Regions from separate parts of the Mus musculus genome. Here region 2 is linked to region 1. A link is a contact called in ENCODE Hi-C or POLR2A ChIA-PET data. All regions are on one chromosome and are shown on one strand. The core of a region is the stretch at or near the end of the contact, and the rest is flanking DNA. Distances in the headings are between cores, read along the strand shown. Region 1 holds the start of Mafg (v-maf musculoaponeurotic fibrosarcoma oncogene family, protein G (avian)). Region 2 overlaps Aspscr1 (alveolar soft part sarcoma chromosome region, candidate 1 (human)).

The links. Hi-C counts contacts between places; a loop is a spot of excess contacts on that map. ChIA-PET counts read pairs that join two places held with the same protein, here RNA polymerase II (POLR2A).
Region 2: POLR2A ChIA-PET joins it to region 1 with 22 read pairs in Patski. The contact joins the enhancer-like site here to the promoter of Mafg in region 1. A Hi-C loop is called at or near these places in 2 of 37 maps with a recorded cell type or tissue (CH12.LX and v-Abl transformed pro-B cells). POLR2A ChIA-PET finds 5 or more read pairs at or near these places in 4 of 5 experiments (Patski and embryonic stem cell).

What each region holds. Positions count from the first base shown.
Region 1 is chr11:120,630,784-120,635,567 of GRCm38, reverse strand. Mafg (v-maf musculoaponeurotic fibrosarcoma oncogene family, protein G (avian)) reads left to right here and starts at 2,021. Exons shown (of 3, transcript NM_010756.3): 1 at 2,021-2,206. It overlaps Gm17586 (predicted gene, 17586), which reads right to left and starts at 1,818. Exons shown (of 3, transcript NR_165823.1): 1 at 1,076-1,818.
Region 2 is chr11:120,695,316-120,700,099 of GRCm38, reverse strand. The region is part of intron 7 of Aspscr1 (alveolar soft part sarcoma chromosome region, candidate 1 (human)); the gene reads right to left. Among named protein-coding and RNA genes, the nearest start is that of Cenpx, 16 kb to the left of the region's middle. Within about 2 kb of position 2,224, at least 1 of the 3 ENCODE cell types and tissues checked has a DNase peak (open chromatin) inside an H3K27ac peak, as active enhancers do.

The sequences.
Region 1 (4,784 bases), core at 772-3,271:
GGATTTGAACTCAGGACCTTCGGAAGAGCAGTCAGTGCTCTTAACCACTGAGCCAGCCCCTAGAACTGGTTTTTATAGACCATGTTGGCCTTGAACTCAGAGACCTACCTGCCTCTGCCTCCTGAGGACTGGGGTTAAAGGCCTGTGCTAACATGTCCAGCAACTCCCAGCTACTCTTGGCTGCAAGGCTTTGCAGCTAATCTGAGCAACAGAAAAAAAGGAAAGAGAGAAAGAAAGAGAGAAAGAAAGAAAGAAAGAAAGAAAGAAAGAAAGAACAAAGCGGATGTGGGAGCTCATGGCTGTGGTCCCAGCATTTGGGAGGCTGAAGCAGGAGGGTTGCTGCTGACCAACAGAGCCTATAGACTAAGACCCTATCTCATAACTAGAACAAGAACAAAGGGAGGGAGGATGAAGATAAGTAACAGAAACCCAGAGGTCTTGTCTCAGGGGTTTTATTGCCATGAAGAGACTCCATTCGGCAGCTCTTCTAAAGGAAAACATCTCATTGGGTCTGGCTTACGCTTTCAGAGGTTTAATCCATTATTGTCATGGAGAGTAGCAAGACTGAATCAGGGCCGACTTGCTGCTGGAGGATGGGCTTAGTTAGAGTTCTGCATTCTGAAGGCTGCAAGAAACTGTAAGTCACACACGGGCATAGCTTGAGTATATAAGACCTCAAAGCCTGTCCCCACAGAGACAATCGTCTTCCAACAAGACCACACCTCCTAATAGTGCCATTCCCTATGGGCCAAGCATTTAGACACGGCATTTAGAATTCATGCAGGCCATTTCTATTCAAACCACCACAAGGCATAAGGAGTAATTCTCTGTATTCTGAGACTCTGGCTACAGCCAGTGAAAGATAAAAGCTCCCCCCCCCCCACTCCCCAAAGAAATACAATGTAAAGAATTACTTTTTGAGGCTGGGTGTGGTGGCACATGTTTTTAATCCCAGCACTAGAGAGGCAGAGGCAGTCGGATCTCTGAGAGTTTGGGGCCAGCCTGGTCTAAACCTTGTCTCAAGAAACCAAATTTGACACAAAGGACACACACAGGCCCCCTCCAGCCTGCTTACCCCCTTTTCCTTGTCACCTATGTTACAGAACGAGTCACCTTTTCACGATTCCCAGAGAAGACAGGGTCAAATAGAACGTTCAGAACCTCGAAATGAAAACTTGATCCCTCCTACTTTCCTTCTTTTTTACTTTTTCAACAGCAGCGAGAAGTCTCACAGAAAAAGTAGCAGCAGAATGCACCCAAAGTAGTTTCAAATGCGGCAGAGAAGGGTTGGGCAAAGTGCACAACTCCTACAGTGCACGCACACTACCCGAAGAGATGGTCCACGGCCGCAGGTGAAGCCCCTAGCACCCTCCGGAGATTAGAATCATTAGTGAGCGTCCTCCAAGCCTTCGTGTCATCGTGGATAGTTTGGGGATCTGAGCTGGGGTTGGGGCTGTGCCCCTCAACAGCCGTGTCCTTTTCAGACTGCTGACCCATTTAGAATGAGGACGTCGCAGCAGAACGGGGTAAGGAACTAAATCACTGTGTCACACCTTCAAAACAGCAAATAGGTTCCCGCGTGGTGACGCTCATCTGTGAGTTCCGCTTTCAGGGGGCCGAGGCAGGAGCATCTCAGGGAATTGAAATCCAGTCTGCTCGCTGTACAGTGAAACTATGCATCCAAGTGAAGAAAATCAAACAAACCTCCCATAGACCTCGGTCTGAGTTGGTGTGGAGATCGGGAGGGAGCTAGAGGCATCCGAGTTGGGGCCACTCCGTAGAACCTGTCTCTGCAGGAGCACGGTCAACCCGGCGAGCGCCGGGACGACTCCCGCGAGACATTGCCAGGGCGCGGCGGGCGTTGCCAAGGGCAACGGCGCGGGGCTGCGCAGGCGTGATGGGGGCGCGCTCGCCTTGCTGCCGCCTCGCCTTTCCCTTTAAGCTTAGGCCAGCCGCGTCGCCGCTTCATGAATGGAACCCACGTGACCAAACATCATGTGACGTCTGAGGAGCGGCGGCGGCGGCGGATTCTGAGCCCGGTCCGGCCCGGCCTTCCCAGCGCGCTTGGCCCGGCCCGCGCAGGCGGCCAGTCCTCCTAAGCCCCCGGCCCGGACCCTTCGCGCCCGCCCCAGCCCCGCGCAGCCCCGGAGCGCGCGCGCGCGGCCCCGCCCCAGCCCCGCCTTGGCCCGCCCGGGCCCGCAGTGTGGTGAGTGCGCGGGGCTGGGGCGGGCGGCGGGGCCTGGCCTCGGGGTTGCGGCGCACCCGACGGCAGCGCGTGCCTTGGTTTCCCCGCCAGCCGGCTGTTCGCCTGTGTCCCCCTAGAGCCGGCGGACCGGGCGACCGCGAGGCTGGGGACGGGCGTGCGCGCGGCGGCGGACCCCGGGTGCCCTGCGGGGGGCGCGATTTAAGGGCGAGCTGCGCGCGTCTGCCCGGGTCAGCGGGGTGGCCGCACCGAGCTGCTGACTCATCAGGTGTCCGTCGGCTTCCGCGCGGGCGGGGTCGCGCGCGGGCCCACAGGGGAGGCGGCGGGGAGACCCTGCTGCGCGGCTTGGGCTCGCCACGCGGGTGCGAGCCCAGCGGAGACGTGCTGAGTCATCAGCATGAGGTCACTCGGTGCTCCTGCTGACGCTGGGCCAGGGCGGGGGGCCGGGGCCCGCTATCGGCCGGTCTAGTCGGGAGACAGGGCTCGATCCGGGTGGTGAAGGTCGGGCCGGGATCCGGGGTCGTGTTTAAGTTTGACAGACCTGTGAGTTGGAGGCAAAGGCTCCGAAGGAGGCATTGCAGGGGCGCGCCGCAGGTTTCTCCCGGGGTGGAAGGTAAAGCCCCGGGCGTGCGCATCCTTGCCTGGTTCTTGGGCTCCTGGCCCGGGTCCCACAACTGGGGCAGTTCCCCAAACCCGGAGACCGATCGGTGTACGCTGAGGGGAGGAGCTTAGGTGGGCCGAGCCAGCTCGTCTGGGAAGCAAGCTTTCCTTCTCTGTGACCCTGAATGGCCAGGCTTCGTCGGTCCTAGATGGGGAAGACCGGGAGGCAGGGGGAGAAGGGTCTGTGGCTTGAAAGAAGCTGGGGCAGCTCTAACCAGCTAAGGAGAGCAGAGTGTGGATCTAGGCAGCTGGTGAGAGTTTTTGAGGTGCAACCATGGAGTAGAAGATGTAGTTTTATTTATCCCAATGTTATTCCTTTCAGAAGAGTTTGGGGTCCCACTGTTGCCTGGAGTTACCAAAAAGTGTGTGTGCCCTGTTGGGTGTCTGGAGACTCTTGGGAGGTGACAGTTTTGTGGGGTGTGGCTGAATGGCTGTTTACTGACTTATCTGTCGTGAAGGTTCTTGAACTCCATCCTACTGCTTTCCTTGCCCAGGGATTCATGTCTAGACTGTGCTTACCTTGTGGTTTGTGCTAAGGGATGTCCCCTTAACCCTGAGCCCTGAGGCTGCTCATAGGTGCAGTGTTTTTTTCATTTGGTGTGGAACTTGCCCTATGAAACTTCAAGGTTCCAGAAAATTGTTAAACTCCGGAGGCACTGTGCTTCAGTGAACTTAATGTTTTCCGTTCTCTTCAAACAATGTCAGTACCTGAAGGAGAGAAGACCTACGTAGGGGGTCTCCTGCATTGAGGTTTACAGGCAAGGTTTAGCAAGGAAGGGTCACTATCTTGCTTGAGACTAATGTCCAGATTGTCTAGTGTGAGAGGACAGAGGTGCCCAAACCCCTTCTTTAAGGGTCAGCCTGAATGAGTGGTCCAGAGCCCCTTGGTGTCTTGAGTCTGTCCATAACTGTGAGTACTTGGAGGGCTGAGTTGGAGGCAGCAGGTCCAGATCAGCTTCTCTGAGCTTCTTCCTCAGGCTCTGGAAAGCTCTCTAAACTGTATCCCTCAGCACAGCTGTCCCCCCCAGAACTGTCTGCCTAGTCACTGTGTCCCTAGGTTTGCAGAAGCCAGGCAGGTAGCTGGAAGAATTGGCTTTCCTGAGACCTGCCCTTCCCCCTTAAGCACACATGCGTATAAACATGTACACACACTCGCTCTAACACACACACATTCTCTCTCTCTCTCTCTCTCTCTCTCTCTCTCTCTCTCTCTCTCTCTCTCTCTCTCTCTCTCTCTCTCTCTCTCTCGTGCACCTTTGATCAGGAGGCAGTTGGCTGCACTTGTGCTGAGTTCAGGCCTTTGGTGGAGGTAAAATCTGTTGAGAAGGCACTTTTCAGCTCCCAGCCGCCACACTCTGCACTTTCCTGTGCGATCTCAGGAAGTCACCGTTTTGAGCTCAGCAGTCTGTATAAGGGAAGCTCCTGCCAGGACTGTCCCCTCACCTCGACTTATGCTCCTAGTGTGAGTATAGGGCCAACTTGTAAGAAAGACAGATGCCCTTCAGACCTCTAGATCTGAGTTCTGCCTTTCTCTTTGATCTAGCAGTACTGTTGCCTCTGAAAATGCTCCTAATCTAGTCCTGTAGATTTAGTCCTGGTTTGCTTGCTCAGTGTTTGCATGTAGCCACACCTCCTGTTCAAAGCTAAAAGCAGTAGGGTAAAGCTAATGAGAATGTGTTAGTTCCTTTGATAAGATGAACCAACTCCCCATCCAGCACATTTTTGCCTGAAGTGCTCACAGACCTGCAGCAACCTCACTTCCCTCATTTCCCTGCACCTAACCTGGAAAGGAGAGGATGTGCCTGTGGGACTGGTGGGTGTTGGGCTAAGTGGGGATTCCCAGCCTAGGTACACAAGAATGTCCTTGGCAAGGCTTTAGAAAGCTGAAAATGAGGTTGAGCCCGGAGGGGCGGCTGACTGT
Region 2 (4,784 bases), core at 975-3,474, 64 kb before region 1:
AGGCTGGCTCAGGCCTGGGCAGGGGCCATGGGTGGCTAACCGTGGACCCAGGGGGCTGCCCCCTTCAAAGCCACAGCCACAGAACAGCCACCATAGGCAGTCTGCCCCAGAGCTAGGCTGCCCCCGTAGCCACAGTGCCTACATTCCAGCGGGGCCATGAGCCTGCCCAGGCTCTAGTGAGAAGGCAGAATGTAACACGTCCTGAACTCTAAGCAACAGTCTCCGTGGACAGCCAGGCCAGGCCAAGCGGTGGCAATCTGGGATCTGAAAGCGCATGTAGCCTCAGGCACTCAGGCTCAAAAACCAGAGGAACTCAGGCAGACTCTCTTGCTGTCAGTTCAGGAACCTTCCTAAGGAACAGCATCAGGGAGGATGGTGGCTTGCTAGCTGCTTCCATGGGTACCTTTCATTGTTTGGGACACCTTCATGTTCTACTCAGGAAAACTGTCTACCACAAAGCCCCAGGAGCCCCGAGACCAGAAGGATAGGACACAGAGCCTACTCAGGACAGTTGTGCTGCAAGAGAGATGCACTAAGGTAAAAGGGTCTACTGGAACCTCCTGGCAAAGATCAGGCCAAGTGAGCTGCTACAGAGGGTCCAAGGCTCCAGAATCTTCCATGACACCTTGCAAGGCCTGCAGCTAGCCGACCGGAGGCATCACACTGCCACCAGGAGCAGCGGGGGAAGCCAGGGAACTCAGAGTGAAGAAGCTCCACCAGCCTCACAGTCTTCCCTCACAGCTTCCATCCAGGGCCACCGGACAGGGAGGGGCTGCAGCAGGGCAGTCAGCAGTGCAGAGGCCACACAGCTGTCCCCCAGCCATGCCTGCCTCTGTTTACTCAGGATGCTCTCTCTGCCAGAGCCTGGCTCCCATCTGCCATCCCGACAGTCTTACACACGACTCCCACCCTAGGTACTTATGGAGATGTTTCTGGATACAGAGCTCATATCTGGAGATGAGACATGAGGACAAAGAGAAGACACAGGAACAGTTGTGAGGGACAGTCAAGCCTGACAAGCCAGAGAGACAGCCAGAGCACCACTGGTACCTGAAGGAGAGAAAAGCCTGTCCTGCCATTCCTCCAACAGAAAACGGTTGGAACCCAAGACAACGTCCTAGAACCCTCCTGTGCTGTGGGAGGACACAAAAGGCTAAGCCACTGGGCTGAGGCTGCGAAGCTCAAGGGCTCCTAGGAAGCACAATGAGAAGCCTGGGCAAGAGACTCCCAAGGACAAGCCAGTTCCGTCAGAATAGGGGCTCAGGGTGAAGGGCATCTTAAAGAGCCTTTCCCCAGGAGGCCCATGCATGTCAGGCCCAAATCCTCAAAATAAGCCTACAGGGTCAGGGCATATGACAGTTGGTATGCGACTACTGAGAGAGTGCCTTAGGAAGAGCTGGCATAAAAGTGTACAGGTAAAGGTGGGTGGCCTGTCTTCCCTACCTGTGGGGCTGTGATGGACTGACACTGGGGTGAAAGAGCCCTTACTAAAGCCTGCACAGGGCTCTGACTCCAGGGAACCTAGGAACACAACAGATTCCGAGTCCTGGCTAGCAGTGAGGATCTTGCACTCTGACCAGAAAAGAGGCAAGGGGAGCAGGAAACAGCCAGGAAGAGCTGACCGGGACAGAAAGCAGTAGTCTCCCATATCCCACGTCCATAAATTCCACCACATCTGACCCCAGGCAATTGAGAACTAGGGCACAGGAGGCACGTAGAACAGCGCCCCTGCGAGGCAGGTGGGCGCCGCTGTAAGCAATCTCCAGGCTGGAGCCACCCCAGGGTGAGTGGGAAGTAGAGGTTAAAGAATCACTCCAAGCAGAGAAGGAAGAGAACTCCATGAAGCCTGGCCTGGCCAGCCCCGCAGGGCCTTGTGGCCGCAGGATTGCCCTACTCATATCAGAAATGGGCCTGCTTGAGTTTCCTCTTTTGACAGTGATTTTCCAGGACAAGATGACAGATGAAGAAAACATGAGAACACTCTTCAGAGGTGACCTCAATCTCAGAGTTTCCAGCTTCCCCATCGACACCCGCCTGCTCCCTTTGCTTGCGGCGCTGACAAGGGCTTTGGTGAGGGGAATGTGAAGCGTTTCCCCTGAGGCTTTGAGCTTACATGAATCACTACAAGAGGGATGCAGGCCAAACCTCCTGTTACTCACAGGGCTCAGCCACCCTTGGAAGGGAGGGCAGGAGGGGGGGAGGCGCCTGAGCACATGGACACCATCAAACGCCCTGGACAGCACAGCAGGACACAGTTGTGCCAGACTGACTCAGGCTTGGGGCAGCTCAGAGCAGCGCTGCTCCTTTCTAAGATACCTACCTCCACGGAGCGCCACCCCAGCACACTAACACACCCACTCCTAGGCAGGTTCCCATTTTCATGTCTATTGTTCCTCACTGTTTGGCTTCTCTACTGTGGATATAAATTATTCCTTCTCAAAAAAGTGACCAAAGCCTTTTTTAAAAGAAGAGAGCACAGCCAGGCATGGTGCACACCTTTAATTCCAGCACTCTGGAGGCAGAGACGGGTGAATATCTAAGTTTGAGGCCAGCCTGGTCTATAGAGCAAGTTCCGGACAACCAAGGTATGAGGAAAACCCCGCTCTTAGAGAAAAAACAACTCGGGAGGCAGAGGCAGGTGGATTTCTGAGTTCGAGGCCAGCCTGGTCTACAGAGTGAGTTTCAGGACAGCCAGGGCTATACAGGGAAACCCTGTCTCAAAAACAAAACAACAACAACAACACAAACAAACAAATAAACCAATAGAGTGCAATGGCACCCCTCGGCCGCAGCAGTGGTACGTGAACATCTGGTGCACTGCTGCGAAGCATCACAGGCACACCTCTCACCTCCCTAAACGTAACGGCTACACCAGGGATGGGATGGCAGGGCCTGGCCAGGCTGGCAGCTGCTCCTGAGTGCTCAGGAAAGATAAACCTCTACGTTGGGTCTAGTGGTAATCCTAGCACTCGGGAAGCAAAAGCAGAGGACCTCTCTGAGTCAAGGCGACCTGCTCTACATAGTAAGTTCCAGGCCAACCAAGGCCACGTAAAAGTTTAAAAGTCAAAACAAACAATAAAGGATAAATATTCAAGACAGGACAGAACACTGGACACTTTCACAGTACAAACTGGGAGCCCAGGTGAGGTGGAACAAGTTGGGGTCCTTGCACTACAACACCTGCCTAATGAGCAGGAGGCCCTGGAGTCTCTCAGTGAAGCCTCAGCACCTGCCAAAACAACCAGAAAGGAACTCGGAGGGAGAGCACAGCACGCACTGCTCTTACAGAAAACTCAAGTGCATTCTCCAGAACTCACAACCTCCTGGAACCCCAGCTCCACAGACCCAACGCCCTCTTCTGGCATGTGTGGGTACTGCACTGATGTACACATACCTACACAGTTATACACGTATACATATTATTGAAAATAGAGATAACATGGTAACACGTGCCTATAATTCCAGCACTCAGGAGGTAGAGACAAGTAGATCTCTGTGAGTTTGATACTAGCTTTGTCTACGTAGCAAGTTCCAGGCCAGCCAAGGCTCCATAGTAAGACCCTAGTCCCAAAACAAGCAAGCAAGCAAGCAAACAAGCAAGCAAGCGAACAAATAAATACAAATAAAAAACTTTAAAACAAAACAAACAAAAGACCAGACACTCAGTTGGCCACTGCAAAGCCGCAGTAGACTTTCCAATGAAGGAGTGGCCTGTAGCTCTCAAAAGTGAACTTGGTCCTCAGAGCCTGAGGCTATCCATAAACACCCAAGCACAGCAGGCCCACAGCTAGCCTCTGAAGAAAGATAACAGAAACAGAGACCCCTAGGGCAGAGTAGAGCAAACAGAATCACAGCATCCCCATGGGCATAAGAAGACTCCAGTCATCACAGACACCTGTCACCCTGCTGTGCCCTGCCCTGCTCCACATTCAGTGGTCCAGGTGGGTAACTCACTAAGTTTGGCACAACAACCTCGTGCCACACCCAAGACAGACCCCTTCCAGTCCCATTAGTCCTAACCAGTCACCAACCCAGGGTGCAGAGGGTGAGGGCCAGTCTTTGTGAGCAGGTATGAGAGGCAGACAAGAAGGAAATCCCGAGGGGGAGGAGCAAACTGGCCAGGGGCAGCCAGACCTGCCCAGGAGGACCAGGGCCTTTGATCAGGGCTGGCCCCTGTGCCAGCTGCTGGAAAGGCTACAGGCATGGTGTGTGTGTGCGCGCGCACTCACTATGTCAGCCTGCAAGTGAACTAGAGCTACAAGCCGGCCTCCTGGGCTGTGGAGGGACTTCAAAGGACATGGCCAGGGGGCGCCGGGCAGCCCCAGCCTCTCCCAGAGCCCGGTTCTGATCGCCAGTAAAACTACCTTCTAATAATTAATGTCTGACATCAAAGGCAGGAACCGCCAGGCTCTGTGAACCATCCCGGGCCTCAGCGAGGACCTGCCTGTATTTTATCCTGTCTCTTTCTTCTGAGTCTTTATTTAAATCCAAAAACCACACACAGGCAAAACATTAATGGGAAACTTGGAAACTCTTTTTGATTACTAAAGTGTACCTTTGAAGTTCCCCAAAAAAGTTCTGTTTTGTTCCCATCCCCCTCCCCCCAAGACTGAGTAGGGACACAAAGCAGATGCATGTGGCCAGCCAGCCCTCTGGGTGTGGGGCTGCTGGTGACAAGAAGCACAGGGGGGGAGGGAGGGGGACACGACACACGCTCCACAATCAATCAGCTGCCCAGGCTCCCAGATCAAAGGCTGGAGGAGCATAACAGTGCATGCACACCC